Linked DNA regions of Homo sapiens: region 1 is linked to region 2. The links are chromatin loops, found by intact Hi-C in ENCODE. Cell type or tissue: GM12878. All regions are shown on one strand. Links, peaks and the distances in the headings refer to the core of each region. The heading gives the core; the rest is flanking DNA. Region 1 has its middle 210 kb from the start of ACVR2A. Region 2 has its middle 160 kb from the start of ACVR2A.

Region 1 (16,641 bases), core at 5,204-13,203, 54 kb before region 2:
AAATCCAACTCTTGACTAATTGGCAAAGGCAAGAATACATACATAAATGTATTAGAACAGTAGCCCTTCCATTTCAACAACAAAAAAATATGTGGGTCACTCAGATGGAAATTAAAATCTGAATCTAGTCCGAAACAATTGTTAACTCGGTTCTAAAGTTATGAGCATCCAAGTACATACTAATACGCTCCCATGTCAAAGAGGTCCTATTCCTCTTCACTTCAGTTTGCATCCTATTCTGACATTATACCATGTCATGAGGGCCCACTGCTCTTGTATGCAAAGCAGGTTCAGAGTAAATGAGCTAAAAATGTCTTATATACATAATGGCTCTTGTCTCAACTTAGCTGTGAATACTAGATTGCTGCAAACACCAAAATAATAGTGCTGCTAATGAGGAGATTTGTTCATAACTTACTACACTGTCAAATTTAATGTTCAACCATAATGGTTATTATTTATTGATATGTTGTGTGTATACAAAGCAGTGGCTGAGGCCAAAAGCAGACTCTTAAGAGAGTTCAAGCCTAATAGATTATGAAAAATCTCCTAAAGAGAACTATTTTTTTAATTTGGGGGCCCAAAATGTTTGTTGTTTATCATATCTTGATTGAAAAGACAGAGGTCTAGAAATAAAGTCAGAATACTAGGGATCATTCTATAGGAGACTAGAATAAATTTACAAGTGACAACCTCCAGTGCTGGTGAGGATGCAGACAAACAAGCACTTTCATACCTCATCAGCGGAAATGCCTTTGATCCAGCCTTTTAGAAAGGAAGCTCACATATATATTAAAATTTTAAAAGCATTTTAAAGTTTTATAAAATTTTAAAAGTCATATTAAAATTTGACTCAGCAATTTTACTTCTGGGAATCAATCCTGTAAAAATTGAAGTATCAGTACATAAATACATATATAATAAGGAAGTTTATTGCAGTTGTGTTTGTAATGGCAAAAACTTGAAACAACCTACCTGTCTACAAAGGGTGGAAAGTTTGAATAGATAGCAATGGATCCATATGGTGCAGCTTATCATGCAACTATCAAAAGAAAGAGTCTGGCCAGGCTCAGTGGCTCACACCTGTAATCCCAGCACTTTGGGAGGCTGAGACAGGCAGATCACCTGAAGTCAGGAATTTGAGACCAGCCTGGCCAACATGGCAAAACCCCATCTCTACTAAAAATACAAAAATTAGCCAGGCATGGTGGCGTGCCTGTAATCCCAGCTACTTGGGAGGCTGAGGCAAAAGAATCACTTGAACCAGGGAAGTGAAGGTTGCAGTGAGCCAAGATCACACCACGGCACTCCAACCTGGGCAATAGAGTGAGACTCTATCTCAAAAAAAAAAAAAAAAAAAAGAAGTCAGATTTACATATTAACTTCAAGAGATGTCCATGATATAGTATTGAGAAAAGCAAACTGCAGGGAAGAAGAGAGAGAGATATATAAATAGTATGATCACATCTTTGTTTAAAAGAACAGAATAGTAGAGTTTGAATTTGAGCTTTGCAATTTAAGTGATCTTTGAACCTTAATTCTTTTTTTCTTCTTGCTTTTTTTCATTGTTTTGCTGCGTTCAAGGTTTGCCTAGAAGAACCTTAATTCTTCATCTGCAAAATAAAGGCAATCTTTTTGTAAGATGATGATGAAAATGACTTCTGAACTGTAAATAACAACTAAATGTCATATAATATTCTTATAAAATGGTCTTGTGTGAGTCTGAAGTGTAGGCTCCACAATGTCCTCAAAGGGTAGTATCAACTTGCAAAGTTTTATTTGGGTGTATCCATGCCAATATCAGGCACCTCCTCTGGTTTCCAATTGTGTGCAACCAGATTCACAAGGGAGAAGACAAATGGTAAATTATACTTAAGACCACTGCAGATCACTCTTAAAATGCCAAGAAAACAACTGCCCATGTTCCTCCAAGGAGTCACACAATCCATTCAGTACTTTCAGGACTGACAAGATCATGTTTATTTCAGTGGCTGGGTAAGTAGAGCATCATAGAAGATAACAGCTTTGTAGAAATATGGTTGTATATAAAAAGTGTTTTCACCTTTTAAAGTCAATACATTCTCTCTCCACCTTATCCTAATAGATAGTTTTAATCATACAATAAACATAATTTTATATCCCATCTCTGGGCCAGATGGCCTGCATTCCAATCCTGGGCTCTACTTCCAGCTGTGTAACCTTGGAAAATTACTTAACCTCTGTCTCAGTTCCTTCATTTGCAAAATGGGAGTAATAATAATACGTACCATGTACGATTGTGATAATTAAATGAGTTAAAACATGTAAAGAATGTAAAATTGAGATATTAGCTAATAGGTACTAAATAAATGTTAGTTTATTATTAAATGCTATTATCTTAATCTTTCCATTTAACACAAATATATACACTTTTCCCATATTTATTATATAGTCTTCATAGCCAACATTTTATTGGTGCATAATAGTATATAAATAGCATACTCTGTTAAGTGGGTGTGCTATAATTTATTTCAACATTATTCAAGACATGGGAATAATGCTTGCTTCTTATTTTTCAAAATTTTTTATATTTTACATTTATTAATAATATCTTAATGTCTTTGTACAGTGACTTTTTCCATATTCTGGATTATTACTGTAAGCTCGATCCCTAGAAAGAGTTTAGAGGAATAATTGGTATAGAAATCTTTAGGTATTTTGATACATCTTGAAAGTTGGACTTTTGATTATAAAGATTCTATCTTTGCTTATTCCTTTCTGAACCTCTACTCAGAACTTGACACAAGGCTCTTCATCCAGCCATTCAACACCTGCTGATATTTGTTCTCAAGGTACATTTAAGAAAGGTCATTATAAGAAATTACCATATTAAAATTCATCTACAAAATTATTTGAGTTTCATCTTTAAAAGATAGTTTTCTAAGTATATAATCACTTCATATTAGAGCTTTGTTGCTAATAAGGGAAATTTGAACTCCAAAAAAAACCACCAGAAAAACCCACTTACTCAATGATATTTTTAGCACGTAAAATTCCCCCTATGAATCATATGCTCACAAACCATGCACCCCTAAATATTTAGCTCCTTCTGACTCATTCTGAAACATTCTGACAACTTCTCCATTGAAATTTAAAATTTCCCAATACTGTAAGATCCTCCTTTCCTCTAATTAATTAGTTCCCTTTCCCATTGGCAAAATGCAGTAGTGATAATCTCTACACTTACAGACTGTGGAATGGAGCACACAGCTGGAATCTTTCACTGCCCACAAGTCTACATTTTCCCATCTTCCTGGTATGTCTCTCTCACCTAATACTGGATTTTCATTGCCCTCTTTTCCTGCCACTGACAACCACCACCCACAGGTAAAATCTTATCCTTCAAAATCTTGGATGTGTCCTAAAACCCCATTTTCAACTGTATTAATGAGAGTTCTCCAGAGAAACAGAACCAATAGACTATATATATGCATATGTATGTGTGTATAAAATAGAATATATATGTGTATACATATAGAAAAAGAGAGAGAGAGATTTAAAACGAATTGACTTATATGATTATAGAGGCTAAAATGCCCCAAGATTTGCAGTTGGCAATCAGCAAACTAGAGAACCAGGGTAGCCAATGGCATAAGTTCCAGTCAGAAAGCTTGCAAGCTGAAGAACCAAGAAGAACCAATGTTTGAGTCTGAAGGCGGGAAAAGACCAATGTTCCAGCTCAGGCAGTGAGGTGGGAGGCATCCCCCCTTACTCAAGGGAGGTTTAGCCTTTTTGTTCTATTCGGGCCTTCATGTGATTGGATGAGGCCCACCCATATAAGGGAGGAAAATCTGCTTTGCTCAATCTATGGATTCAAATGTGGATCTCATCCAAAGCACCCCAACAGATACACCCAGAAATAATGTTTGACCAAATATCAGGGCACCCCATGGTCCAGTAAAGTTGACCCATAAAATTAACTATCACACCATCTGCAGACTCTGGTTTCTGCGCTCTCTCTGCACCGTTTGCTTAAGAAATCACACCCTCTTCACTAATATCTGCGGATTGATGCAGTCTTTCTCTCCCATAACACTCTGCTTACTTCCTACTCTACTAGCAACACACTTCCGAGTGCTCTGTCTTATGCGGGGGTCACTCCACACAGAAAGCTCCCACCACACATGAGAAAAATTGAATTCATAATGTTTGTTCTCAATGGCCCCTTCTCTTATTGTCAATGATTATAGTACCCAAAAAATAAACATGGAACTCATTCCTCAGGTATTTTTCTATTCTGTTGCTACAAATCACACCAGGTTGCTGGTCTGGCCAGCTTTCAAGTTTCTTTGCCACCAATTATTGAATTAATTAGTTTTCCAGCAAGCTTGCTCTTTGTTCTGTGTAGTACATAAATGGCACTCGGGGTGGAAAGTTTACAGTAAGAAAGCAAGACAAGTGCTCATTTAAGTCACCATGAAAAGCACTTAAAACCCCCACACCTTCCAAGTAGACCCTCACTGACCATTATCTACCTCTCAGGCAGGACCAAGTGAGTGGCTTTAGAGACCTGAAAATTTCACCTCAGCGGCCTTGCATGAACCCAAACTAAATTTGAAATATAAAGTCATTCTTTGAAACCTCACTGGAAATGCTAGCAATATGTCTGGGTGATGCTTCTGGCTGGCAAAATGGCAAGTCATTTATCCTTTCTGCCCTTGTTTCCTCATATGTGAAATGAGGAACACTGACTCACTTCACAGGAAGGCTGCATGCGTTTAATTAGTTAACAACACACATCAAAAATACAAACTGCAGAATACCTTTGCTCAGCCGGAAGCTCAGTAAACCTGCCAGGAGCATTCATTGCTTAGTTGATCTAACCTAGATCTTTCCTTACGTCGTGGCTCTGGTTCTGCTCTGACCCATAAACACGTTTTTGTCTACATGTACAGATTCTTACAGACACATGGATTTTAGATTTCTATTTTAATGTTTTCTTTTTATGACTGCAATTGTTGAGGTTTTATGTTTTCTTTATCAAATGTTCACTAAGATCCCTATTTACTACAGAAAACTTTAGACACCCATGCCAAAAAATTGCATGTCCGACTAGCATATCCTAGCCAAATGAGCCCACATCAAACTCAGCTTTACTTTCCTTACTCCAAAGTACCTTCTGTGACTAGACAAAAGATGATGGAAACTTCATCCTAGAACATCAGACCCTGCCAGGCACATTTCCATCTGTCCTATTGAAGATTGCCAAAAGCATTTTCTGAAGATTTTTTTCTCATAAAATTCATCAATCAAAAATTCTTTCAGGCAGAAGTTATTTAAGGACTAGGAAATGTAGTGATTCCTTCCCTGACTGACCTCTTGGACTGCAGGAGACACACCTAACCACAATGGAAGGAGGAAAACAACTGATGCACCGTCAGGATCTGTTTACTTCCTTTCAGCCACACACTCCCCACTGCCACCAGCACACATACAGACATTCAGCCTAAGTGATCAACAATCATAGCCTTACAAAAAAAGAGGAAATCAGGTGTCTTGAACTCTAAAGGAAGTGGGAAACTTCACAGCTAGAGCCTGGAACCCAGAAGTTAGGAGATAAATCAAATTGATGCCAAGGAGGAAAGGTTGAGGCCAACAGCTTGGGTTTGAATGGATCAATGGCTGGCCAACCAAGTCAAAAAGTAGCCTGACTATGTTGACATTGGAGCAAGGGAAAGTCTTGCTGATAAGCAGTGGCAGGGATAGAAAACATTCATATTAAATGTGTTTGTTCTCTTCTGCAGTGAAGACTAAATAGTTGAAGGGGAAAGCCTTCTTAGATTCCTCTCCTTGAACTAGCACTGTTAATTTGCTAACCTGTGCCAAATTACCAGTCACCTCTCATCAGTCCTCTCTTGTCAGTCCTACTTCTCAACTTTTCCCAAAGATTCTTAGGACCACTAAATCTTCCCACATCCAGTTCTCTTCCTTTTAGGCCCTTATTGCTTCAGGCTCTTCTTTTTTCATTTTTCTCCTAAATAGCCATGGCAGAATTATGCTGGGACATTGTAGTTTCTAGGTGCATTAGTATGTGAATTAGTCTTTATTTAAAGAAACTATGGCATGCCGATCACCATGTTGGGTATATAAGAATGCTTTTAAAAAATGAAGTCATTTCTTCTACCAATAAAATTTTCTTTCTAATTAAAGAGTTCATACCACCACAAATACAATAGCACTGAAAAAATGCATTAACAAAATGAGGTATAGGCAAACAGAAGTCAAGATACTACCAAATAAGCAGAATCCAGAGGTCCTAAAGGAGCACTCTCCAACCACAACCCCAGGAAATGAGGTCAGAGCTAACTGGGGAAAGTGATCACTCCAGCTGCCTTCACTTCTTACTTCCTATTCACTCCTTCACCCTCTGGCATCTGGCTTCCTTTCGCCATATGTTTGCTATCTAGCAGCTGATGGTTCTCAAATTTAGCATGCATGAGAATCACCTAGAGGGCTTGTTCAAACAGATTTCTGAGGCCCACTCCTAGTGCATCCAATTCAGGAGGTCTGAGATGTGGCCCCAAAATTTGCATTTCTGAAAAGTTCCCAGGTGATGATGATGATGTTGCTCTCGTCCTAAATCTTTCCTCCTTGTGAAGCTGCTTAAAATATTGCTTTGGTCAAATCCCTTCAAACTCTAAAATCCACCCTGATTTTTGTGGCCTAAATAATGAATTCCCAAAGCTGACTCAGGTATTAGGGTCTCTGCAATCTGCCCTGACCTTCAGACAGAGGCCAGATGGACACCTGTTGAGTCAGTGGTAGAATAGACTCCCGCACTGAGCAAACTTCCCTTCCAACTCTCCAATTGTATCAGGTATATCCAAGTTTTAGTTTTATGATTTCTCTGATAAAATCATGGCTTCAACCAATCCATCCTACTAATTTTTTGCGCCAAGATTCCATCTTAACTATCACATACGCACCTTTGTTAATGAGATTCACATTGATTTCTGTCTTCACAAATCCTAATCACCCATCGAAGTCAAACCCAGTGCCTTCTTTTCTACTGGTGTTCATAATTCCATGGCTCTCGGGTACTTTGTATTTAGTCTTCCCCTTCTTCTTCTTCCTCTTCTTCTTTTACTCCTCCTCCTTCTTCCTCCCTCCCTCTCTTCCTCTCTCCCTTGAATTATTCCTATCACTATAAAACATGATTTAGAACCTCTTACCCTATAAAAAATGGTTAACAATCACAACTTAAACATATGAATCACATGCCTACCATCTACCAATCGGTCCATTCCTTTGTTTGCTTTTACAATTTCTCTACACATAGCTTCTTTACTTTTTCACTCGGCATTCATTCCTTCTTCAATCCTCTGCAATTTAGCATCTAGCTCCACTAATTTGCTCATTTTAACTCACCAACAATCTTCTCTGTGCCAAAGTCAACAAAAATCTTCTCACCTCATTCACCTCTCAATAGTAGTCAACATATTTACCAATTTCTCTCTTCTTAACTCTCTTCCTTCTCTTGGCTTCCAGCACTCCACACTCTTTTGCTTTTGTTCTTACCTCATTGGTCACTCATTCTCAGTCCTCTTCCATAACCTCTCTTTTACTCAGCCTCCAAATTATGGAGTGCCCAGGAGCTCAGTGCTGGACTCTCCTCTTACTATCTACACCCATTCCCTACATGATCTCATCTATTCTCATTGCTTTAAATATTGTCTGTCCACCAATGACTCCTTGTTTTACCTCCAGGCTTAACATCTACTTGGGGCCCAAGACTCTGTCTTGATATCTTAATTTTGAAATATAATATGAACACTAAACTTACATATACTGAACTACTAGTTGTCCTCCAATTCCCTCTCTTCATTCTACTCCAATCCTCCCTCTCTCAGTGAATGGCACTATCCATTAAACTTAGGCCAAAAATGTAGACATCATTTTAATATCCACCCACATTCAATCTGTCAGTAAATTCTCTACATTATATGAGCAAAACATATCTCAAATACATCCAATTCTCTCCACCACCATTGCTGCCACCCTAAACCAAGCCACCGAAATCTCTTTCCTAGAATATTGCACTAGCTCCTAAGTGGCCTTCCTGCATCCAAGCTTGGCCTTCTTTCATAGCAAACAGTTATCTTTTAAAAACATAAATAACATCACATCACTCTCCTCCTTAAAATATTGCAATGACCTCCTATTTTACCTAATATAAAAATCAAGCTTCTTACTATAGCTATAACATCAGGCTGTTGCCTCTCTCATCTCAGTCAGTACCACAGCTGACTCCCTGCAAGCACCTTCCTCAGGCCACTTTGGTTTCATTTTGTTCCTCACACAAGCCAAGCTCCTTGATCTTAGGGCTTTTACTATTCCCTCTTTCAGGATCACTGTCTCCTAGATTTTAATCTGGTTGACTCTTCCTCATGCTTCAGCTTTTTAACTACAAATGTTATCTTCTCAGAGATGTCTTTTTTGACCACCCTGTCTAAAACACCCTGAATAAAAAGGCACTCTCTATCTTACCACTTTGGTAAGAATTATCATAATCTAAAATCTTCCTAATTTTGTTTTCATTTGTTTACTTGTTTGTTATCTGTCTCCAGCTTCACCTCCTAATGTTCCCTCAACTAGAACAGAAACTTTAAAAGAATAAGAAACGTATCTGTATTTTTCTGTGATTTATTCCTAGCATCTAAGACTAATGCTTAGCATTCTGCAAAAAACATTTGTCAAAAAAATTAAATGAATGGGAAACCCATCTATGAGACTGCATGGGTTACAGAAACATACAACTCCAAAATCTCAGTGGGATAAAGCCACATTGATGTGCATCTTATAAATGCTATAGGGCTCAGTTCATCGTGATTCTTCAGGGAAAGTGACTGACAGAAGCTTTCTCACAACATTTGTGTCCATGAAGATCACCACACCAGTCAGAAGACAAGATGTGGCTAAGTGGATGCAGCTGTTATGGTTCCCAGCAAGAAGTGATGCATATCAAGTTTGCTTGCTTCAACCAAAACAAATTATTTGGCCAGGCCTAACTTGAAAGAGGGTTGGAAAGTATTATCCTACATGAACCCAGAAGAAGGAAGAATGGAAGTACTTGGTTAGCAGCATTTAGGACTTTCACATTTACTTTCAACTGGAAGATTTCTTCCATTAGCGGAAAAAAAAAAACAATGGAAATATTTGGTCATATGCACTTTTGGCTTCTACATGCTGTATAGTAGATGCACCTGACAGCAATAACTTAACTTAAGCACACCCTGAGAATGACCCTGTATGGCAGAAACACCTGACAGCTATAACTTAAGCATACCCTGAGAATGACCCTATGGTCTAAGAAGAACATGTGTTTGGAGTTCCAAGCTAAGGAATCTGAGAGTGGCCAACCCAGAGACTCGCTTCTTATCCATGAGGAACATCAGAACTCCCAGGCCATCCCATGGAATGCAGGCCATACAGGGGATGAAGGCCCTTTGTTTTTGGTTAAATGAAGGTTGCCAGGTGGAGGTTGCTAGGGGGAGGGTGCTAAGTAAATATTCTATATAAATTGCATGCTTTTTACAAGTGATTGCAGTTCTTCTCTCCAGCCTGCTGCCACTACACCGCCCTGTATGTAAATTCCCTCAATTAACCCCATGTCTTGTTCGCTGACTCCAGGTTTCTTCTTCAGCCTCTTGAACATGGTGCCATCCCTATTGAAGTAAATAGGGATTCAGCCTGACACATTCACCTTGTACTTCACATTTTCTTCTACTGAGTCAGTCTAATGTAACCTCTCTGAATACCTCTAGCACTTGTTTCTATAATCCTCACTTCATGTAATTGTTCAGTCATCTGTCTCCCTGTCTACATTCAAATAAGGAAGGCAGAGACCAGATCTATTTTTTCCATTGTATTCTGAAAACCTAGCACAGTACCTTTCAGTTTTATTTTTATTTTGAGACAGAGTCTCGCTCTGTTGCCCAGGCTGGAGTGCAGTGGTACAATCTCGGCTCACTGCAACCTCACCTCCCAGGCTCAGCTATTCTTTTGCCTCAGCCTCCTGAGTAGCTGGGACTACAGGCATGTGCCACCACACCCAGCTAATTTTTTTGTGTGTGTTTTTAGTAGAGATGGGGTTTCATAATTTTGACCAGGCTGATCTTCAACTCCTGACCTCAGGTGATCCACCTGCCTCTGACTCCCAAAGTGCTGGGATTATAGGTGTGAGCCACCGCACCCAGCCTCAGTACCTTTCACATAGCAGATTCTGAACAAACATTTGTGGTAGGAATGTCTTGTAGCTTTTCGTGTGTGTGTGTGTGTGTGTTTATCTGCACAATTAGACTGGATATTCCTCTAACACAGTACATAAAGACAAGAATTTATATTCCACATATCTTCCAGCTGACTCATCCGGGAGATATTCACATATTGGCAGGAATATGGGAAGGAATTGTTGAACTAAACCGATTAGTTGTATTGGGGCTACTCGTCTAGGTGTGAAATGCAAAACACCCCTATTAAAAAGGTGCTCTCAAAGCCCCCAGCACCAACATCTTATGAACACAAACAGAAGACGCACATTGCCGTCCCTGGCCTCCTGCAATAGATCACTGTCAGTTTTCTTTAGTAGGGAAAAACCAACAGATGATTGTGTGGATTTTCTTGGTTCTTTTGCTGGTCAGTCTGTGTCTGGAAGTGAAACTCCCCTTTCCACAGGATTTCATCATAGCAGTAACCACAAGGCTCGAATTTTGGTCATTGACAGTGCTGCAGCTCAGCTGTGTATCCTAATGTGGAAAAAAAAAAAAAAAACAAACCTGTGTTCCACTCCCTTATGCTCCCTTTTCTTATAGCGCCAAATCCTAAAATGATGTTAAGATTAAAATTGGTTCCTTCTTGAGCAGAGTCATCCTGTGTGATGACAGATCTTTCTCTAAGACCTTTACTGCATGAGAGAATACTACAATGTCATTGAGATTTTTACATTCAGGAAATATCCTTTGGCTACCAGGTGGTTTCTTTTTCTACTGACAAGTTCAAAGTACAGATATTCGGACATCTTCCCTGCTGCAATGCTGTCGAGCTCACTTTAGACAAAATGCAGTTTCAGTTGACTGAGTACTTCCTTAATCTTCCAAATCACACAAGTAATATAAGAAATCAGTGTGGCATACTAGAAAGAGAGAGGCCTTCTTGAATTCCACAGCCTATTATGGGCAAGTTACTTAACCTGAATTTCAGCTTCCTCGTCAAAAAAATGAGGATAATAATACCTGCCTCACAGCATAGGAAGTGTTCATCTGTGTTCCTGGCACACAAGGGATATTCAATAAATGTTTGTTGTTTTCTAACAGCTGCTTTAACTGTTAAACAAGGTACCAATTTAAAGTCCCTTCAAATAAAATCACCTCACAATCACAGAGTTGTTTGAGCTAATGAACACAAGCTCCCACAGCAGGGATGGGCAACATTCATTCTGTGCATGAATGTTGGCCAACAGCATCTATGCTGGGACGTGCAACTGTGCTATACTCTGATTTTTTCAACTTCCCCATGTTTTCATCTCAGATATATAGCTTTTCTAAAATGTATCATGGTTTTACATTGTGATTGGGAGTGTATATAGGTATAACTTGTTTCTATAAAGAACAATTTAGCAATATCTATCAAAATATTTAATGCACAATTCTTTGAACCAGCAATTCTACTTCTAGGAATTTAGTCTATAGATATGCTACCACATACACAATATGAAATATGTAGGAAAACACACATTCTATTATTGTTCATAAATAGCAAAAGATGGAGAACAATCTAATTAATGCCCATTAATAGAGGAGTAGTCAAACAAATGATGGTATGCACATATAGAGGAATACTGTGAATGAAGCAACTATAAATACTGCCAGAAAACAGTCTCCAAGGTGTCATTCAGCAAAAAGAACAAGATGCAGAGCAAAGTCTATGATATGCTGTCATTTGAAGTAAAAAATGATGTGCACATATATGGTGTAAACATACAACATCCCTAGAAGGACACAGAGGAGACTGATAATGTTGGTTGTGTCTGGGATGGAGAAACAGGTAGCTTTGGCAAAGGGTATAAGAATAGTTATTTTTCACAGAATAACACCTTATAACACTTTGAATTTTGTACTACGCACATGTTGTTTATTTTCAAAAATTATGTTACCTAAAGTTCTCTTTAATCCTATGATAAAGCAATGATTAATCCGGAAAGCGGAAGATAGAGAAAACTCTATAATGCTTTATTTTTTAAAGCAAGATATTCATGATACTTGCAATTATTTTAAAATAACAGAAAAAAAGAAAAATGATGGGAGGAGTAAAAAGAAAGCAACTACAAAGGAAAAGATAGTTGGTTAAATCATTGTCACTTCCACACCACACTGACTGTCCATCAATCAACAAACATTTATTGAGTAGTATTGAGTCCTTGATGTTCTGTTGGACACAGTGAGAGGGAAAAATGCAGAATAGATAGAGGGTCCCTGGGTCTCCCCTCAAGGGGTTCGTAGTCTGATTGGATGAATGAGACTGACAGGTGAAATAGTGAACAGTGTCCAACAGCAAAGAAGTATCATGAAACAGGAAGGCTGATCTGCTGGAAGAGGCTTGATAAGGAGAAATTTGCTGAGTCTCTGCAACTGAGATAATGATGACTGTGGGGACAAGTTATGGCTCCTCTTCTCTCCATTTCCTTGTCTCTAAAATGGAATCTCCTCTCACAGGGATGCTGTCAGGATGAATGAGGCAAAGTTTGTGCTTATGTAACGTCTTTCTTCTGGGAACTCAGAGTGCTTTGTAAAGTATTCTTATTAATATTCATAGGATGGTTTATATATTTTCCTACCTTCACTTTGGAAGTGGCACATCTATACCTAAACACTCCAGTTCTTCTCTCACTCTTTCTCAACATCACTCTCTTTTTTTGCACCAAAATAGTGCAGGTTCAAGCTTTAAAGTCTTGATGGTTTTATATATAGCTCAGGGCTAATGACATCACACAGCTTGCCTGCCAGAGAACCCACCTGTACATTCTAAAATTTCTACAGTATCCATTGTATCCATATGCATGATAAACCTGAGCACATGGTAAGAGATCAAACAAATATGTAACCAGGGGAAAAACCGTAACCGAGACTGTTCTCCAAGAAGGGTGACTCCCAATATTACTAAGGGGCTTGCAAGTCTAGAACAGAGGCTGAGCCCCATCTCCCTCTGCTGCCCTATTCTGCATAACAGGGATAATTTGGGGTTGGGGTGGAAGACAGGGAATATGGGAAGAGAGAGGAGGTGCTAGCAGAGAAAATGGGAAGGAGAATGGAGCCAGGAGAGAGCAGGAGGTCATGCAGAGTAGGAGAAAACTCTTTCCCAGATTCCTCCTCCCCAGGTACGGCAAAGTCCTGCTACAGCTTACAAAACACCAGGAGTGCATGGATTTCATAGGAAACTGGGCTGAGTTTGCACCCAGAGAGATGGGAGTGGTAAAGCAGACAAGCTGTGTAGTCTGGGAAATTACAGAAATCATGGGAGGTTTCTGGACTTTCCATGTCTTGGGACTGACTAGGATCCAAGTTAATCAGACCAAATCTCTGACAGAGAAAGGGATTTGGCTGACAAGTGGATATACAGTAGATATAGGATGTCTATTTATGCCTGTTATTTAAGCATGTATGCAAAAATTAAAGTTTTTAAAAAGTAAACTTTTTGCTTTGGAAAAATGGCCCCGTTCAGCTCTTTTCTTGGACCAAGTGGAGAATGTGAGGCAGAGAAGTGAACAGACATCCTCCCAATACCACAACCAAGGTTGGAACCCAGTCTCCTACCTTCCAGGCAGGTGCTGGCTCTGTGTAACTAACTCAAGCAGCCTCACAATGCAACTTTCTTATGTCTGCTCTGTTTGGATGTGGAGAACAGTGCTGGCTGAAGCCTTCCACTGGAGAGGTAGTAGGAGGGCTGCCTACTCATATCACACTACCTGTTTGGCCCTAGGCCAGTATCACAAAACAAAACTTCTTGCAGCAACTGAGAAGAAACAATTTGCATAACTTAAAACTATGTTGGAGTGTTGTGCTTCACGTCTGAGCAGCATAAGTCTTGAGCTTTAAATAGCCCGACCCTAACATATATTTAAGAGAAATGTTCTAAAGGCTGTGTTACATAAAGTAGAGCACTTAGTGACACCAAAGCAAAGTGCAAGGTCCCCTTTCTTGCAAATTGACAGAAGGCAGTATCAGTGAGGCAGCTGGGAGGAAAACCTTCCTGTGATATGAAATGCAATAGAGGTCAACCCTCCTTATAATTTGAAGAGTCCTACAGTATTCTATCAGCTCCAAATATCTCCTACCCTGGTCTGTGCTGGTCTTACCAGCCCTCTGACAGAGCCACCATAAGGTCACTCCTTTGGATTAGACAACAAAAGAAGAGTCATAATTCCTGGAAGGACACTTAGGAATGCCTAAATGTGCCACAGGTACAAAGGAAGAGCCTTAGTTGGTGGAGGGAAGTGGTAGACAACACTTTTCTCCTTTCAACCTTCTCCCCCTTAACATACAGGCCCAGCTGAGTTTCCATTACTCTCTTTGATTTCCTATTAGTTGCTTCACAGTTTAGAAAGCATGGAAGACCAAGTTGTGCACCAGAATTATCTATGGAACTTTTATAAAATATGCATTCCTAAAGTCCACTCCAAACTTATCCAGTCAGAATTTAGAAAGGGGTGGAGGTTTGAACAGGTATTTTTGAAAATGCTCCCAAAGGCATCCTGATACAAACCCCTGTCTACCAACTACTGGAGGAAGGGTGGGATGTAGGTCAAGGTCAGGGTTGGGAACGCGGTATCCTGAAGACCTGGTGACTGGAGAAATAAGGCAGCTGGGAAGAATAGGGCCCAACCACTGCTCCCCAGGGCAAGTCCCTGATATGAATGAGCACAGTGCTGAAAGACAACCCCTGTAAAAAGAGGCTGAGAATTCCAGACCATGCTAAGAATCAGTGCCCCAGCGTGGACTGCCTGAAACAAATAAGAAATTTAATCAGTGCATACTGCCTTATGTGTCTGCATTTGTTTCTGTATTCAATTTAATATTTATTAGATACTGAATACTAGGCACAAAGTCAGCTGCTGGGGATAGAATATTGAGCAAAACCAGACACAATTCCTGCCCTCATGGAGCTTCCATTCTAATAGGGAAGGCAAAGGATTAAATAACTAATTACAACTAAATGCAATGAGTAGTTTGTTAGGGGAAGTAGAGCATGTATAGGAACACGTAATGAGCAAACTAAACTTGTCTAAGGGTAATCAAGGAGGGCTTCTGGAGCAAGTCTTCCTTAAGTGGAGACCAGAGGGATAATTGAATATTGACCCCATCTACAGAATAGAGGATGAATCCAGAAGCCTCAGTGGTTCTCAGCCTACTCTGGACATTAGAATCACCTGGGAAAATTTCTAAACTCCCAGCTGCATCCCACACAAGTTAAATAATAATCTCTAGGGTGGGACCCAAACATCAATAATTTTTAAAGTTCTCCAGGTGACTCTAATGTGCAGCCAAGGAAGAGAACTACTGGTTTAGAAAGAGGAATTTCCATAAAAGGGACTAAGAGAAATTCAGAGCACTGAATGCAGGTGAGAGAATGACAAGGGATGAAGTGGAGAGACCAGATCATGTAAGCCATACTAAAGCATTCATATTTTATCTTAAAGTTGTCAGACTCTTTTCAGCAGGGGAATATGAAGTGACTCATACTTAGTATGGTCACTCTGGCTATGGTCATGAGAAAGGAATAAAGGAGGAGAGATGAAGGTAGTGACGTCATTAGGAGGCTGTTGCAAGAATCTAGGCAAGAGATGGTGGCAGCTTGGACTAGGGTGCTGACGGAGAGTTGGAAAGATGTGGAGAAATGTGCATCCACCTGCAAAAGGAAGAATCAATAGGATATGGTGATTGGTTGGATATGAGGGGTGAGGGAGAATGAAGAGTCAAGAGTGACGTCCAGGTTTTCACTTGAACAGCTGGGTGAACTTGGAACTCTACCAAGATAGGGATTCATAGTCCTGCAAAGACCACTCTCCTGCAAAGAGACCACCTGTGCTCTTCCAAGCACATGGGTATTCCAACTGGATTTCACCAGGCCCTAAGGAAGTCTCACCTACTTCCAAGGTAACCCCAAATTGAAAAGATCTGAGGGTGAAGAAATTATGAAAAAGGGCTGGAAAGTCAAATAAACGGAGAATAAATGTGTTTGCACTGAAGGGAAACTGATCCTAAAACTTTGTCTTTAGAAACACAAAATGTGCTCTTTTGTTTCTGATCATAAAGCTGTGGTTCTATTTAGTAGCAAGCTGAAGGACTTTTGGACCACACCCAGGCATTAGTGGCAATAGGATGCTTTTGCCTAGAAATGCCACTCTGGGAGACGCAGCCAGCTTGGTTACCCACAAATCATGTCTTCTAACGCAGAGGCCTCCGTCAGTTAGCCAGCAAGCCCTCTCATCTCCAGAATAACCTTCTATTTAGATGCTCTACAGCCCCTCCCCTGCCTCCAACAAGGAGCATGGTCTTTCCAAGTGTAGAGAGCAAGACCACACCCATCAGCTCCATCATTCTTCCACAT
Region 2 (16,641 bases), core at 4,861-12,860:
CCATGTTTACAATCTTTTTCACAGGAGGGATGAGCTGATGAAGCCAGCCAGTCTGAATGTACAATTACATGAGCATGACAGAAGCCAGGTAAGCCATTTTCCAAAGGGCTCTGTAACATTCAGACTCCGTGTCAGCCGCACACCAAAAGGCTGGCCTTAATCGCTTTATCCCCACATTCTGCTCACGCAATTGGTGTGCCCAGTTAGAGATGGCTTTCTCTGCATGAGATTGCTGTCCTGAGCAACATGTGACACAGTTTGTCTTTAAAGAGCCTCTCCATTGCCCTTGGCACCAACATTTCCTAATGTTTATGTTTTTAAGATGAGAGTGTTGGTGATAAAGCTCTCAGTCACACGGAGGTGCCTTTTTGCTCTGGTGGTTCACAAGATCTTCAGTTTTATTTAATGGCTTAACTGCTTCATAATTGCTCATATTCAGCTGCTCCTAAGCCTGAATGATCTCAGCTTTTAATATGCCTTGTCTAATTTTTAGGTACATCAATCTATACAAGTAGCTCATCACTACTCTGAAATGCTAATGGTTGTCACATATTTCAATCGCCTCTATAAGACCTTGTTTCTGTGTTCATAAATCTTGTTAACATTTTAGGACCTTTATTTTCTTATCTAACGATTTAAAGATATATACACACACATATATAAAAGGCCTAATCTTCTTCTCCAAGGTTGGAATTCTTTAAAAATATAAAATTAAAAGGATAAGAAACCTATTTTTTCACTAATGCTACATAAAACAATTTGTAATTATTTGTAGCATTTTATATCCTTACCTAATTTTTATGATTATTTTTATGTTTTTCTCACCTCTCCTTTTTTATAAACACCTTGGGATAAGCAAGGAGAATAACTAAGGGGTTTGGGGAGGTTGTCTAGAGATTGGGCGGCCAGAGGCCACCCTGATAGATGGGATCTGAGCTGGGACCTGAAAACTGAGAAAGATCAGCAGCAGTGAAAACTGGTTCAATATTCTCACATCCTCTAGTGTAACAGCAAGCTAGTCAGCCAGCCACTCAATGACAGTGACCTATTTCATCAAAATGCTAATTTCTTTTTTTTAAGACAGGGTCTCACCGTGTCTCTCAGGCTGGAGTGCAGTGGCTAGACCTCAGCTCACCGCAACTTCCGCCTCCTGGACTCAGTCTATCCTCCCAAGTAGCTGGGATTATAGGCACATGCCACCAAGCCCAGATAATTTTTGCTTTTTTCTTTTTTTTTTGATAGAGACAGGGTTTCACCATGTTGCCCAGGCTGGTCTTGAACTCCTAAGCTCAGATGATCTGCCCACCTCAGCCTCCCAAAGTGCTGAGGTTACAGGTGTGAGCCACCAGCCCCAGGCAAAATACTAATTTCTACAGTGAGGTTAAGTGATGACATCATCATAAGGGGATGGAAAAAAAATAAGAAAAAGTTTCCAGAGGTACCCTATAACAGGGCAAACTAGACACCATGTCCAAGTTGAGATTCACAAAGATCCTCTGAGTTGATGATACCATATCTCTATATTGATATGATGATAAGTATGTGCTGATATATTAGTCTCTACAACTACACTGAGAACTCCTCCAAGGCAGAAACCATTTCTCAAATGTTACCTCTATATCATTGTTATTGTTCATTGCCTATCACTTCCACTAAAATATAAGCTCTAAGAGTGCAGAGACCCTGTTGTGCTAGTTCATAACTGTATACTCAGCCCTCGAATAAAGGACATAATAGGCACTCAGTGTGCTAAATAAATAAATGATACCAATCTGGTATCAATGTGAACATAAACTGTTCATCAATAAGACTGTATGGCCCCTGGGTCAAAAGAGAAGACTTTGTAACTAACTTAAATGGTGTTTATTTTTAAAACCAATATAGTAACCTTAAAATAAATGACTCTTACAATAGTCCTATATTCTTTAGGCTGCAAGTGCTGGATGTGGCAGACCTGACCAGCATACTATGCCTGCCCTCTTCCAATGCCATGTACCCCGGAGACCCAGGCCCAGGGAGAAAGCAAAAAAAAAAAAATGGTCACAGGAATCTTCTAGCAAGAGCAGGTGCTCATACAGGGCACTTTCAGAGCACTACTATTGGGTTTAGGAAGGCTGACCATCTGGCTCCCAGCTCCCAGCCCTCCCCCTCCTTACACCCTATTCTAAGCAGAAAATGTATAGGCTTTCTCTCTCTTTTCAGGAGCCTAATAGCATATAGCACCACAGATTCAATTCCTACATGTAAATATCCATTTGCCTTAAATCCAGTGTCATCACCTTCAAGGGCATAATCATTTACTGGACTAAGTGTTTTTAGTTGTATCTACCAGAAATCATCCTTACCCAAACCCAAACACTATAAGATCACTTACAGATCATAGTATTCCCCATGAACTGGAAAATATGATACTTAACAGAATTCTCAACTACATTGACTGGACCTTCCATGAATATTCCAAGAAAAGAACTGTTCAATCTTACTCTCTAAGTACTTATTACCCTTAATAACACCTGTTATGACTAAGGCCTTTAGCAAAAAGAACGTTAGCTTAAAATTATATGTTGTTAGTTATAATTCACCTGCTGGGGAAAATGTTGCCTAAGTAATAAATACATTTTATTCATACAAAACTAGGTCAGAATTTAAAGACATTCCCTCTCCAGCTACCTTTCTCCTCTCTCCTTAATTTGTGTTACTTTCCAAAAGCTGCAAGTGTTCCCAGGAATGATTACAGCAGCTGGGGCAGGGTTTGTCTTACAAGGCCATCCCTAGGAAAAATACCTGGATTGGTCAATTGGCCTCCTGTGTTCTGGCCTCCCTTTTCTGCAACACGTTACCTTTATCATCCCCCCAACATCCACTTTCATGAATGCACTCACACTAAAACATCAGAGGCATCGGAGACTTAGTAAGTCACCCCACGCAGGGGTATTTGTGTTTCAATAGAAGGTGTAAGAAAGAAAGGGCAATATTTAAAATGAAATTAATTCCTAATAGTGGAATTTAAAAAATGATGAAAGATCTACAACTGTCCTTCCCATCGACCAATAAAAGTCAACTATGTGCAGATCTCAGAAGGCATTCATTGTGTCATTCATTGATTCAGTCAGTCACCAAATATCAATTGAGGGTTTATTATACGCCAGTCACTGAACCGGGGCTAAAGATGTATTATATGGTGGGCCTAGACCTTGACCCCACAGAACTTATAATACACAATTCTCTTGATCTTGGTTCAAAAAAAAAAAAAAACTGAACACTGATTTCACATTTAGGCCAATGTATTTCAAATACTCTTCACTTATTAAAGGCCTCCAAATTCACAAAACTTTTAGTACTAATTTTAGCTAAAAAGCATTGCTTAGCTCTGATTTCTGTTTTCTTTCATTTATCTTCAGCCTCTGTGGAAGAAAAGATAATCTGCCACAAGTGTTCCAAAGCTTTTCTCGGAAAGTCTTCAGGGTCCACTTCAAACTTACAAACTAGAGAGACCCCTTAAAGAGTTTCTGTGTAAAATGATTCTCAAAGTAGAGGTAGCAGCTTTCTTCAAACAGAAAAGCTGCTCAGCACTTTAGGAAGCAAGAACCCTCTTTTCCAGAAGCCCATCACAGAGAAATAAGTAGCAGATCAGCGGCCCCAGAGCTTGAGAGAATTCCGGCAGTAGGAAAAGTCCACAGGAGGCCAACAGTAACAATACACACCAGGACAATTGTAACAGGCATTTACATCCAGCCTGTGTTGTGATTGTCAGTGCCTATGACTTACTCCTAAATATACCCCCTTGTAATCACTTTTAAAAAAAAATTTCATATAGGTTCTTTCTGGGTATTTTTTCCTTTTTTTTTTATACAATGATCACATTTAGGTTCTTTCTGGTTTTACTCAACTCTCTATTTTCCTATTTTGTTTAGGCTTGTCAATTTAAACATGGATAGTGTGTCTTTATTCCCTCCTGCAGAACCTGGAACAAAAGACGATTTTGCAACTGAAGCCCAAAGTTTGCCATCAAAATATGAGGAGATTTATTTTAAAAAACAGTAACAGGCAGAAGACTCATTCCTACATGATCTGGAGGTTCCAGGTGAAATTTTCAGTGGCTACACAGGAGCACCGTGGATGACATCCATGCCAAAAGCGTCCTGAACTAAATAAAGTTGTAGTCATAGTGAAGCAAAAGGATGCTATGGTAGAACAAACAACATGGGTAAATGTGGGCATGGCTAACTTAAATTAGTACGGTGAATAGAAACTTAACTACTTCTGGAGACAATTTTCTAGAACTTCTCTATTAGACTTTGAGGACTAGGACTTGGAGATACTTTTGAAAAGGATTTGATCTATATACAGAGAAAAGAAGCTATGTAAAGGAAAAGGAAATACTGAACTGGTCCTATATGAAGCAGGGCAAAATCTTCTCCAGTGATTTTTTGCATGTAGAGCCATGCTTCGGTTTCTTTAAAATGATTAAGCGAATAACTGGAGCACCCAAACAATATTACAGGTCTTTAGGAGGCTATAAATCGGTAATTATTAGGGCATTTGGGAGATAAGTTTAAACAGGTATACAAATCTTAATGATGGCTAAATAAATAAATAAATGTTCCAAACAAAAACAAAAAACCTGCAGATAATAATGATCAAGATTTTATATTTCTCCTTTGGATTTAAGCCAAAGACATCTACATCTAAATTTGACCTACAACTTTGGCCTTCTCATATCTGTTTTTAGTGGGCATCATCCATCTCCTGTCTTAAGCTTTTATGATTAAAGCATAAAATCCTCTCTTGCTATTATCCCCAACTTCTTTCTTGCAAGGAGACAGACAAGACATATTCAATAGCTGAAAGAAATTCCTTATTGCCGCAGCCCCTGCATACACACACATTTTCTTTCCACACAACCACTCTTCCCAGCCATGCAGAGGGGCTGGCACTTGGGAATGGTACCCTCACACTGTCCTGACTACACACGTCCTCAGGAACCACAGTCTGAAGAAGGGGTCTAATTTTTCAAATTAGAGCTACGGATTCATAATCCTTGCTCATGAATTTTTCCCATCTCTGTGATTCAGGACATTCTACTCTGTCCCCTCTATCAAGCCAAATTCTACCTGCACTTCAAGGTTTCATTCAAGCTCCACCTCATCCACACACATTCCCTGATCCATCTAAACACTTTCTCCACTGAGTCACGTGACCCCTACACTAAGGACAACACTATAGAATTTGGGGCTATCCCAACTGGGATAAACACTCCTCAGCCACTGACTGTGCGTGGTTGAATAATGTCCACCCCAAGATTCATATCCAGCTGGAACTCAGAATGTGACCTTACTTGGAAATAGGTTGGTCAGACTTCCAGAGGTCCCACGGCTCTGTTTTGCAGATACAGTTAACATGGTGTGTCTGGAATTGGTGGGTTCTTGGTCTCACTGACTTCAAGAATGAAGCTGCGGACCCTCGCAGTGAGTGTTACAGTTCTTAAAGGTGGTGTGTCCAGAGTTTGTTCCTTCTGATGTTCGGACGTGTTCGGAGTTTCTTCCTTCTGGTGGGCTCGTGGTCTCGCTGGCCTCAGGAGTGAAGCTGCAGACCTTCGCGGTGAATGTTACAGCTCATAAAGGCAGTGTGGACCCAAAGAGTGAGCAGCAGCAAGATTTATCGCAAAGAGTGAAAGAACAAAGCTTCCACACTATGGAAGGAGACCTCAGCAGGTTGCCGCTGCTGGCTGGAACAGCCTGCTTTTATTCTCTTATCTGACCCCACCCACATCCTGCTGATGGGTCCATTTTACAGAGAGCTGATTGGTCCATTTTACAGAGAGCTGATTGGTCCTTTTGGACAGGGTGCTGATTGGTGCATTTACAAACCTTTAGCTAGACACAGAGTGCTGATTGGTGCATTTACAATCCCTGAGCTAGACACAGAGTGCTGACTGATGCATTTACAATCCTCCAGCTAGACATAAAAGTTCTCCAAGTCCCCACCAGATTAGCTAGACACAGAGCACTGATTGGTGCGTTTACAAACCTTGAGCTAGACACAGGGTGCTGACTGTTGCATTTATAATCCTTCAGCTAGACACAAAAGTTCTCTAAGTCTCCACTAGATTAGCTAGACACAAAGCACTGATTGGTGAGTTTACAAACCTTTAGCTAGACACAGAGTGCTGATTGGTGCATCCACAAACCCTGAGCTAGACACAGAGTGCTGATTGGTGTATATACAATCCTCCAGCTAGACATAAAAGTTCTCCAAGTCCCCACCAGACTCAGGAGCCCAGCTGGCTTTGCCTAGTGGATCCCACGCCATGGCTGCGGGTGGAGATGCCCAACAATCCTTTGCCATGTGCCTGCACTCCTCAGCCCTTGGGCAGTCTATAGGACCAGGCGCTGCAGAGCAGAGAGCAGCACCCTTCCAGGAGGCTCAGGCAGTGCGGGAGCCCACTGCGGCGGGCATGGCAGGCTGCAGGTCCCGAGCCCTGCCCTGTAGGGAGGCAGCTGAGGTCCAGTGAGAATTCCAGCGCGGCATGGGCAGGCCAGCAGTGCTGGGGGACCCGGCACTCCCTCCGCAGCTGCTGGCCCAGGTGCTAAGCCCCTCACTGCCCAGGGCCCGCGGCACCGGCCGCTCCCAGTGCAGGGCCTGCCAAGCCCATGCCCACCCAGAATTCGCACTGGCCTGCGAGCGCCACGTGCAGCCCCGGTTCCGCCCACGCCTCTCCCTCCACACCACCCCACAGAGGGAGCCGGCTCCAGCCTCTGCCAGCCCAGAGAGGGGCTCCCACAGTGCAGCGGTGGGCTGAAGGGCTCCTCAAGCGTGGCCAGAGCAGACGCCGAGGCTGAGGACACACTGAGAGCGAGCAAGGGCCACCAGCACATTGTCACCTCTCAATGGGATCACACTGGCTTAGGATGGGCCCTATTCCCATGACTGCTATCCTCATAAGAGAACAGACACAGATACGCAGGGGGAAGACAGCCATGAGAAGACAGAGACAGCTATGCTGCCCCAAGCCAAGGGACATGAAGGAGTGCCAGCAACCATCAGAAGCCAGGAAAGGCAAGAAAGTTTTCTTCCCTAGAGCCTTTGGAGAGAGCATGGCTCTGCTCACACCTTGATTTCGGACTTATAGCCTCCAGGACTTGAGAGATTTCTGTTGTTTTAAGCCATGATGTTTGTGGTGATCGGTTTCAGCAGCTCTAGGAAAGTGTTATAATAGTTCATGTCTTACATTTGTATTTCTTCAGATTTCACAGAGCTGTGAGCTCATGACTAGTAATCAATAATTGATACTTCTTGACTAACAGGAAAATGGTCATGAGAGTCTGGGCAGCTGGCCTGTGCTGCCAAAAATGAGAGCTAGTCTTTCAATAGACCATTTTCAAGACCCTGTGAAGCACAAGAACCCTGTTAGTGATTTTCTAGTGCCATTCAAGTTCAAGAGGTGAGCAAGAGAAGTTTTATGGATTTGTTATTTGTTGTTTGTTATTTGTAACAAAATATATTTGTTACATTAATATATTTTCTATTCTAAAGCATCTTCTCTCAACTATGTGTCATCTTCTCTCACCTACATATTATTTATTTACTCCTCTTTTGAATGAGAGCTGATAGAATGGGATTATAAGCAGGGGCAAAATTTTGCCTTAAGAATCGTTTTGCTCTGAGTCTTTGATATGCTAATTTGATCATTAACTTCAGTGACCATATATAGCTTTAAAATTTTCCATATTTATTTTATCATGGATTACTTTGAGTTGCATGGATTTTGAATTGCATATTTTGAGAAGCTGACCTAATTAATTATTCTTGCCTGTTTTAAAATATTTTTTTAATTGACACACAAAAATTGTACATATTTACAGGGTATGTAGTGATGTTTTAATACACATAATGTGTAGTGATTAGATCAGGATAATCAGCATTCCATCATCAGAAACATTTATCATTTCTTTGTGTTGGGAACATTCAACATCCTCCTTCTAGCTATTTGAAACTATGTAATATATTATTGTTAACTATAGTCATCCGACAGTGCTATAGAACAATAGAACCTCTTACTTCTATCTTGCCATGAGAGTATTTGGACTGAAAGTCATGGAGAAAATAATTCATAGTGTCTTAAACCATAAGAAAACTATTTTCTCCTATAAGAACTTTATTAGGGGTCCCTAGGGTGGTTAATTCAGCCAGTCAGTGATGTCATCAAGCCTTACAGAATTTGTCTCTCTTTGTCTTTCTCAGTATGTTGTGTGCCTCTCCTCATGATTGCAATAGCATCAGCCATCACAACCATCTGCCCCAATGTCTACCAGACAAATATTCTTTTTCCCTGACATGTTTCTTTAGTTGGAGAGGCAACCCTTTTCCAAAAACCTCCTGTCCAATTCCCCTTACACCTCATTGGCCAAAATTATGTCACACTTCCATGTTTAACCCAACCATTGGCAAGAGGAATTGGACCACCATGATTGGCTTAGATCATTTACAAATCATGATTTATTCTTTAGAACTGGGAAGGTAGCCTCCCAGCATGAATGAGTCACACTCCCATGATAGTGTGGAAGAGAAAATGCAATAAAATTGTGGTTGGTTCGTGTATCAGACACTGCTGGCTGGCCCCTCAGCAATCATCCACTCCTTCTTTCATACCAATAGAACCATGATTTTGTGCAGAATAGCAATGTGCTCAGCCCCCACATGTTTGAACCATGTTTAGCTAAGCAATTTCTAGCAACCTCATTCATTTTTCCCAGATATTTGCTTTGCTAGACTTTTGTATTGTGGGTGTATTGAACTGTGACTAGAACACAGTTCCAGTCAATCAGATATGAGTGATAGTCTTCTGGGTCATCTAAATAATATATCTCTGTATCTGTATCTAACTATATCTGCCTATCAGTCTATCTACACACACAGAAAGAGACACAGAGACAGAGAGATGCAGAGGGAGAGAGAGAGAGAGAATTAGCTTAATTAGCTTAAGCCACTTTCTCTCTCACCTACCCCCACCTCTACTCTCTTCTTTATGCCTTTGAATATGGCCATATTGCCAAGAGCTATGACAGCCACCCTGTAGTCATGAAGTAACCAGCACAAGAGCCAATTGCCAGCACACTGAGAACGACTGAGTGTTAGACAAAAAGAGCTTGGTTCATGGATGTCATCACTGAGCCACAGAATACTCTTTATATAACACCTATTCCCATCAGACAGAACATCTAGAGAATACAGAAAGCATGACTCTGGAACCCCAAATTCTAGAGTGGAGACACTGCCACAGCTGAATAATCCCCTGTCTCCCATCCCATCAAGAAAAAAGGAAAGAAAGAAAAATATTGATTGGAGGAAAGTATGTTAAAGATAGTCAGAAAAGCACTCACAAGGCAAGTTTGCCTGGAGTTTTCACTCATCCTACACCATTTGGAGATGCATGAGGGAGGTGCTCAGAGGTGCCTCTGTACTCCTTGTGTTGTGGGAAAGGACACACACCGTGCTTCTGTGCTGCAAAGCAGTATGTTGGTGACTCAGGGAAATCAGGGATGGGGAGAGGAGGCAAGTATTTCCCTGCAGGGATTCCCATGATAATCATTTTAACCAGATTTTGACTGCACAAAACCATGAGGTAGAAAGACATGACCCACCCAGGATTACTGGCACTGGTTCTGAACCCCAGGATGGTCCTGGCAATAAAATACTCTCTTGAGTACCTCCCTACACTCCTCCCCCAAATTCCCTCACAGTCTCCTACCAATTTGTGACCACAATTTTCTAAAGTGCAGGCAAAACACTGGACTTTGCAAGTATGCTTAGAAAAAAGGAAGTGAAATCAGTAATGAAATAAGCATCAGTAATGAAATAAGATGAGCTGGCAAAGCAAGCACACACTGGAGGCTGAACCACTGACAAAGAGGAACTTGACAAGGGTGTGGAATCAGCCTGCTCACTTTCCTCAAATTATTATCACGCCTTCATTCTTACCAATAGTACAAGAACCATATCATATGCCTTCCTCATGCATCTTCATCATGTATCATGTAAGTTTAAAACACTCTCTTTCATTTATTTGTGAATTATATCAGTCTAAGAAATATACGTATGATTCATGGCTTCTGAAATTTTAAAATCTGAGTTCAGGTCAAATGAAAGAGGACAAAGAGGAAGACTCTGGAATGAAGGATGAGGAAAAGAAAAAGAAGTACACTTTTTAACTAGAGGTCTCCATACAGGTTTCCTCATTTTACACCCTTCTCTGTTCAGGCAAAGAACAGAGAAATTAGTTTTGTGCCAGGATAGGAATCTGTATTTCTACATTTTTTCTCCATTGCTTTTCTCTAAGGACTCATATTTTAATTAAATACAAATTTGTCAGACTGAAGGGTGGGAGAATTTTAATCATAAATTATTTTCCTGGTAGCACATTAAGAACACACCATGAAAGATATACATGCCTTGAAATACATAAAAGTATTGCCTTTCCTACCTTCTAGCTCTTTGACTGGTATCATCGGTGATATTGATTAGGTTCATAATAGATGATGGACTAAAAAATGCTTTAAAAGGCTTTGTAAGCAGGATTGTGTCATCCATCATTGGGCTTTCCAACCAAGAGATTATCAGGACTGACAAATATTCAGCCAAAAATGCTATCCAAAATCACCGAAGGTCTTATGAGTCCAGATCAATTCCCCCGCATCCTTAAGGAGTGGTAGAAGCAGAGGGAGTTGGGGAGGAAGGTCCCACAGATGCTCTAAGGCTTCAGGAAATTCCTCTGGCTCTGCCTTCCAGAGCTCCCTTCCCAGCCTTCTGGTTCTTGCTGGTTTGCATCTTGCATCCTCTCATGGCCATGTCATTGATTTCCATCTCTACAGTTCCCACAGATGGAAACTTCAGTTTGGACTGAACAGTGGACTCTCATCTGGTCAGACTTCCGGAGGTCCCATGGCTCTGTTTTTTCACAGTCAGTGAGCCAATCTCACCTACTCCATGTCCCCCAACTCCCCAAGTCCTGCTAGCTCAGGTCAAACCCTTTGAACTCAGTTGGGGATCAAACATGAGCAAAAATGAGTTTTGTCAGCTTTGCTTTGAAAGGTGAGCAAAGGGAAACAAATGGAGAATGAGCATAGATTTGGCTTGAATATATGGCCAAAAAACCTAATTCGGAAAATGTCTATGTCATACCTGGAAATAGCACTGTACCAGGAGTTAGAAGACCTCTAAATAGCTGTATGACCCTGATTAAAATAGCTCAGTTTTCTAAAGTCTATGGTCAAAAGATTTGCACTACTTAATCCATGTGGTTCCTTCCAGATCTAAGATTCCATGGTTTGATGAAGGGAATGGATCAGAAAAGTTGAGTATATAAACTTTCTAGTAACAAATGTTCCTTTAAAAGCACAAGAGGACTGGGGGAGTCTAGAAGGGGACATCAAGCAAGCAAAAATTAAGATAGCCAAATTATCCTCCGTTCCCTCATCCCTCTCCTAGAGAAAACAACAGAGATGTGGTTCTAGGAATGCTCACTAACAACCCAGGAGAAACCAAAGGCATTCATTTACAGGATCACCAAAACCTAGCTACTTCCCCAGATCAGTGAATGTTAAATCATGATTAGGAAGGTAGATGTGTGGTATTGTAATCTGATTCTTTTCAAGTTCCAGAGGTGGTTAATTTTATGTGTCATCTTGACTGGGATAAGGGATACCCAGATAGGTATTTATTATTTACCCAGATAGGCATGGTAAAATATTTCTAGATGTGTCTTTGAGGGTGTTTGCAGAAGAGATTAGCATTTGAATCAGTAGCCTGAGTAAAGAAAATGACCCTTACTCAATATGGGCGAGCATCATCCAGTTCACTGAGGGCCCAAATAGAACAACAAGAAGAAAAAAAAAGAAAAAAAAACAAGAAGGGTGAATTCACTCTGTTTCAGCTGGGACATCCATTGTCTCCTGCCCTTGCACACTAGCACTCCTGGTTCCCGGGCCTTCAAGCTCAGACTGAATTACACCACCTGCTTTCGCGATTCTCCAGCCTGCAGACAGCAGATCATAGGACTTCTTGACTTCCATAACTGCTTGTGCTAATTCCTATAATAAATCCCCTCATATAAATACAGTTGACCCTTGAACATAACAGGTTTGAACTGTGCAAATCCTCTTACATGAAGATTTTCTTCCCCTTCTGCCACCCCTGAGGCAGCAAGACCACACCCTACCCTTCCTCAGCCTACTCAATGTGAAGACAACAAGGATGAAGACCTTTATAATGATCCAATTCCATTTAGTAATAGTAAATGCATTTCCTCTTTTTTTATGATTCTTTAACATTTTGCTTCCTCTGGCTTATTTTAAGAATACAGTATCTAATACATATAACATACAAAATACATGTTAATCAACTGTTTGTTGTTGGTAAGGCTTCCAGTCAACAGTAGGTTATCAGTAGCTAAGTTTTGAGGCATCAAAAGTTACATGTGGATGCTCAGGGGTTGGCACCCCCAACTCCAGCATCGTTCAAGGGTCAACTGTATGTGAATGTGTACATACACACACACACACATACACACACAAACACACACAATGTCCTATTAGCACTTTTGTTCTAGAGAACCCTACCTCATACAGAATTTATTACAGAAAAATTTTCATCCAATTTGGAATAAGTCTGAATATTAACTTTTAAAGGGTCCAAACTTAAAGTATATACAATGAAATAAACAAAACCCCCTGAGTTATATTCAAATATAGTACAGAATATATATTTTGTCACAATTTAATCATGTATTCAATAGAATAAAGAAGCACAGCAAACATACAAATGCTGAGATTTAGCCTGCTAAAGTAAGGAAGACATTCAGAAAGTAAGACTTACCCCCAACAAACCCTGGCCTCCACTTCCCCTGCTTACACATCCAATTTCTGCTGCTCTTCAATCAGTTTTCATTGCCCAAAAACCTTATTCTTAGCTGTTTATCAACCAGGCTTTCTATAGATAATGCCTTTTATCTAATAGTGCTGTTTATCAACCAGGCTCTCTATAGATAATGCCTTTTATCTAATAGTGGTTTAAGGTGTTTCTTTTCCCAGGTGTATTTCCATATATAAGTGGAGGCTTTAAACAATCAGCATCAGGTTTAATGAACTAATTAGATGAGGGAGGTAGAAAGGTAGAAACTAGGAAAGGTTTTTGGGGTTTTTTGTTTGTTTGTTTGTTTTTCGGAAAATTCTCAATTGGCCAGCTCCCTTTGTCAAAGTCCAAGGGAAAGAGAGTTGCAAACAGATATCAAGGTATTTAAACCAAAAACTGTCACCTGCTGAACTTTTATATTTCTTTGACTTGAAAGTAACAAAAATATTCGACTTTGCTGGCTCATGATATTCAAGAAAGGAAAGAAGAGTACGACATGGGAAGAGCAGGTACATTGTTGAACTTCTGAAATTCCTAGAATCAGGACTCAAACACTCACAAATACACTCCGTTCTTTGTTCCTGCCTCTCGGCCTGTCAGCTTCATTCTCTCCCAGCAGATTGGCAATCTTTAAGTGAGAAGATACATGGCCCTTGACAGTTGCTAATTAAGTCCGTGAGACATCCTGCAGACTTAACCTCTAGAAAGGGATTGCACTCAATCTCTTTCTAGTTCCCTGTCCACCAAAGGAAAGGACTCATTAGCCAAGCTTGAATCGGCCATTGGACAAATCACCTGGGGCCAGAGGAATAGCCACCAGGATTGGGCATTTTCAGGGTGGACTTGTCAGGTGGGAACTTGAAATAGAGACATGAAAGGTACTCAAGTGTTTGTTCCTATGTTAACTATGAGAAGAGATAAGGGAAGAGGGAGTTCTTAGCAAAAGGATCCTGGCAGTTAATCCTAGATGCCAGATACCCTCTGCATCTGGACACAGCACAGTGCTGCTTTACCCTCAATGTCTCACATGGGCAGAAAATCCTCACTCCTTCAATACGGAACACTACAATGGCTTCAGCTCATTGGGGACCCTAAAAAAACAGTAGCTTTCTTGGATAGAACCATTATAATTTAGAGGTAGCAGCAAGCCAATATTGAGTAAACACTCAAACAGGGGGAAAGGATTTGGTAGATATACCATACACTGATCTCCACCAGACCACACCCAACAGACATTCTCTGGGAACTCTCAGAAATATTGTGGGGTGGGGAAAGGAAGAGTTGCTGGAGACTAGAGTGTCTGCAGTAGTAGTTAGATGCTGCAGCCAGCAATCTAAGAATTGTTGCAGTTAGTGTATGACACAACGTATGGGGCTAAGAGCTGGGGTTCTGGAGTTTGACTTTCTGGGTTTGAATTCTTTCTCTACTACTTCCTAGCTGTGGGACCCTGCACTCCTAGTGCCTCTGTGCCTCAGTTTTCTCATCTGTAAAATGGGAATAATAGCAGTACTTACCTCACAGTGCTGTTCTGAGGACAACATAGGTTTATATATATATATATATATATATATATATATATATATAAAATATATATTTATGTGTGTGTGTGTATAAGAACTTTAAAAACTTCATTACCAGAGAGGAAAGATCTTCTAACACTAAAACATGTCCAGATCCAAAGAAATGACTCTCTAGTGGTAAAATTGCAGATATTAAGAAGTATATTTCAGGGCAGAGAGTTATGCCAAAAACCCCTCAATCTACCCACCACATAGACACCTAACACTCTGATTTTGGGTTTCTGTGCCAGGCAGGAAGGGGCTGTTTTCATCATTATTCTCCTCCTACCATATCTCTAAGTGTCTGCTCTCAAGCAGCTTTATGATGGCTTAGGAATTCCTAAGTCCAAGTCATAAATCAGACCCCCAGTTTTTGTCCCCTGATTCTAGTCTCTGAAACCTGGAACTTTAGAGTCCCTATGAATTACTCGTCAGGGAAGAAAAGGGAGATAAATCCTGAGAGAACTGAGGAATATCTCACCAGGGGCCCATTGAAGGAGATAAGAAATAAATGAGAAAAGTGTGTATCTGCACAGCCTGGTGTAATGGTCTAGCCTGTCTCAGACAAATCATAACACCTAGCTGACCTCTAGGACAAGGTCAAGGCAAACACATTCATCCTTGACCACCTACCATGGCTCTGAATTACAAGGGAGGCAGAAGACAACCAGGTTAATCCAGGGAAGCTAAGACCAAAGGGTGGCAACAGCAGGCAGTCTCTACACGAAATCAGAGAAGTGTCAACTCAGACACAAAATGGAAAAGTGGACTCCTTTGAACTGTCGACTGAAGACAACCATTGGTTGTGAGTGCAATGAGGGGTTTGGGCTTTTTTTTTTTTGTTTTTTTTTTTTTTTTCCTCTTTAAAGGAAGTTGCTAAACTTGTTACTGGAAAGAGTTTGATTCCTTAGATTGTTCCATATGCCCAAATCTGACAGTTACACTGGCACACTTTGATTCCCCATTTCAAAACCGTGTGTGGAGACAAAACTGAGCGACTTCCATGTCACATCCTGTTCTCTCAACCGAGCTTTGACATTTGCAGAGGACTCTTCCAAGGGAATAAACTAAGCGCAGATAGAACTCAGTCTTTTCCCTTTAAGCCATCTCTTGCTGTAACATATTCTTCATCAGAGATGCACTAGAAAACACTGTCTAGTGCGTAAAGAAGGTGTAATTTTTCAGTTTCTCACTGAGACGCAGGTTGGCAAATAGGTTAATTTTAACTTCGCAGATTGCAAGGTGTGTGAATAGAACAGCTATATCAAGAACAAAATAGAGCTGAGAAGAAAGAACTGCTCTGAGCCACCAAGCTGTTTCATCCCTAAGGTCATAGAGGGCATCAGGGGCCACCACGTTAACTACTGAAACAGCACTGGATTGAGGAGCCTCAACAATATATGCCCTTTTCATTCTTATCAAGAATAGAGAAGTGTGTGGAACACAAAAGGAAAAAAAAGGACACCTAAAATTGTCATAGATAATAATTATAGCTAACATTTATTGAGTGTTTATTACATGCCGAGCAGTTGGCTAAGAATATGACATGCATGATCTCATTGAATCCATACAACTCTATGAGAAAGGAACAATTTCAGTCTCCTTTCATAGATGGGGAAGCTAGGGCTCAGAGAAATTAAATAATTGCTTGGAATCACATAGCTGTGGATGGTGGAGGTAAGATTTGTACCTAGGTCTGTCTGACTTCCAAACTGGTACCCCGTTTCTCTATTCTGGCTTGTGCCACAATCCCAGTGACAAGAAAAGATCATTTACTACCAGCCCCTATTTTCCCAGGGTTCCTCGCACAGTTTGTGGATTATACAGCCTCTCGCTGCTTTCTTCCAAGCACCCTTTGTTTGATACTCCATCAGAGGAGTAATGAGCAGGGACTTAGGGCAAGGGAAAGAGGATATACAGAGCGATTGATTGGACCCACATTGGCATCAAAACCATCAAGGAAGTAATTAAAACAAATATATAGAGTGAGATTTCAGGATTATCTGCATGTTTCAGTTATCAAAAGCATTCACTGTTCTTCATAAACCTACATAATCAGGTTGGCTCCAAAGCTGTTTTGTTTGCTTTGTCCTTTTCCCAACCTCATTAGCCTAGACAAAGACTTCACTTCTGATTTTAGACTAACAAAGTCAATCTGTATGAAACATAACTG

Evidence for each region. A loop is a pair of places that touch in the nucleus more often than their neighbours do. Peaks named below come from ENCODE experiments on the same cell type or tissue, not always from the same donor. Only the 100,000 strongest peaks of a DNase experiment are listed, where the experiment ranks them.
Region 1: a loop joins it to region 2, with 2.7 times the contacts of the local background. A loop is called at or near these places in 4 of 110 quality-filtered maps.

What each region holds. Positions count from the first base shown.
Region 1 is chr2:147,626,032-147,642,672 of GRCh38, forward strand. No RefSeq gene overlaps it. Among named protein-coding and RNA genes, the nearest start is that of ACVR2A, 210 kb to the right of the region's middle. RefSeq lists an enhancer at 9,744-9,953. In GM12878, for the core only: no CTCF peak of the experiment used is centred there; a DNase peak (open chromatin) is centred at 9,860; H3K4me3 peaks cover 243 bases; H3K27ac peaks cover 2,049 bases.
Region 2 is chr2:147,679,909-147,696,549 of GRCh38, forward strand. No RefSeq gene overlaps it. Among named protein-coding and RNA genes, the nearest start is that of ACVR2A, 160 kb to the right of the region's middle. In GM12878, for the core only: no CTCF peak of the experiment used is centred there; a DNase peak (open chromatin) is centred at 9,853.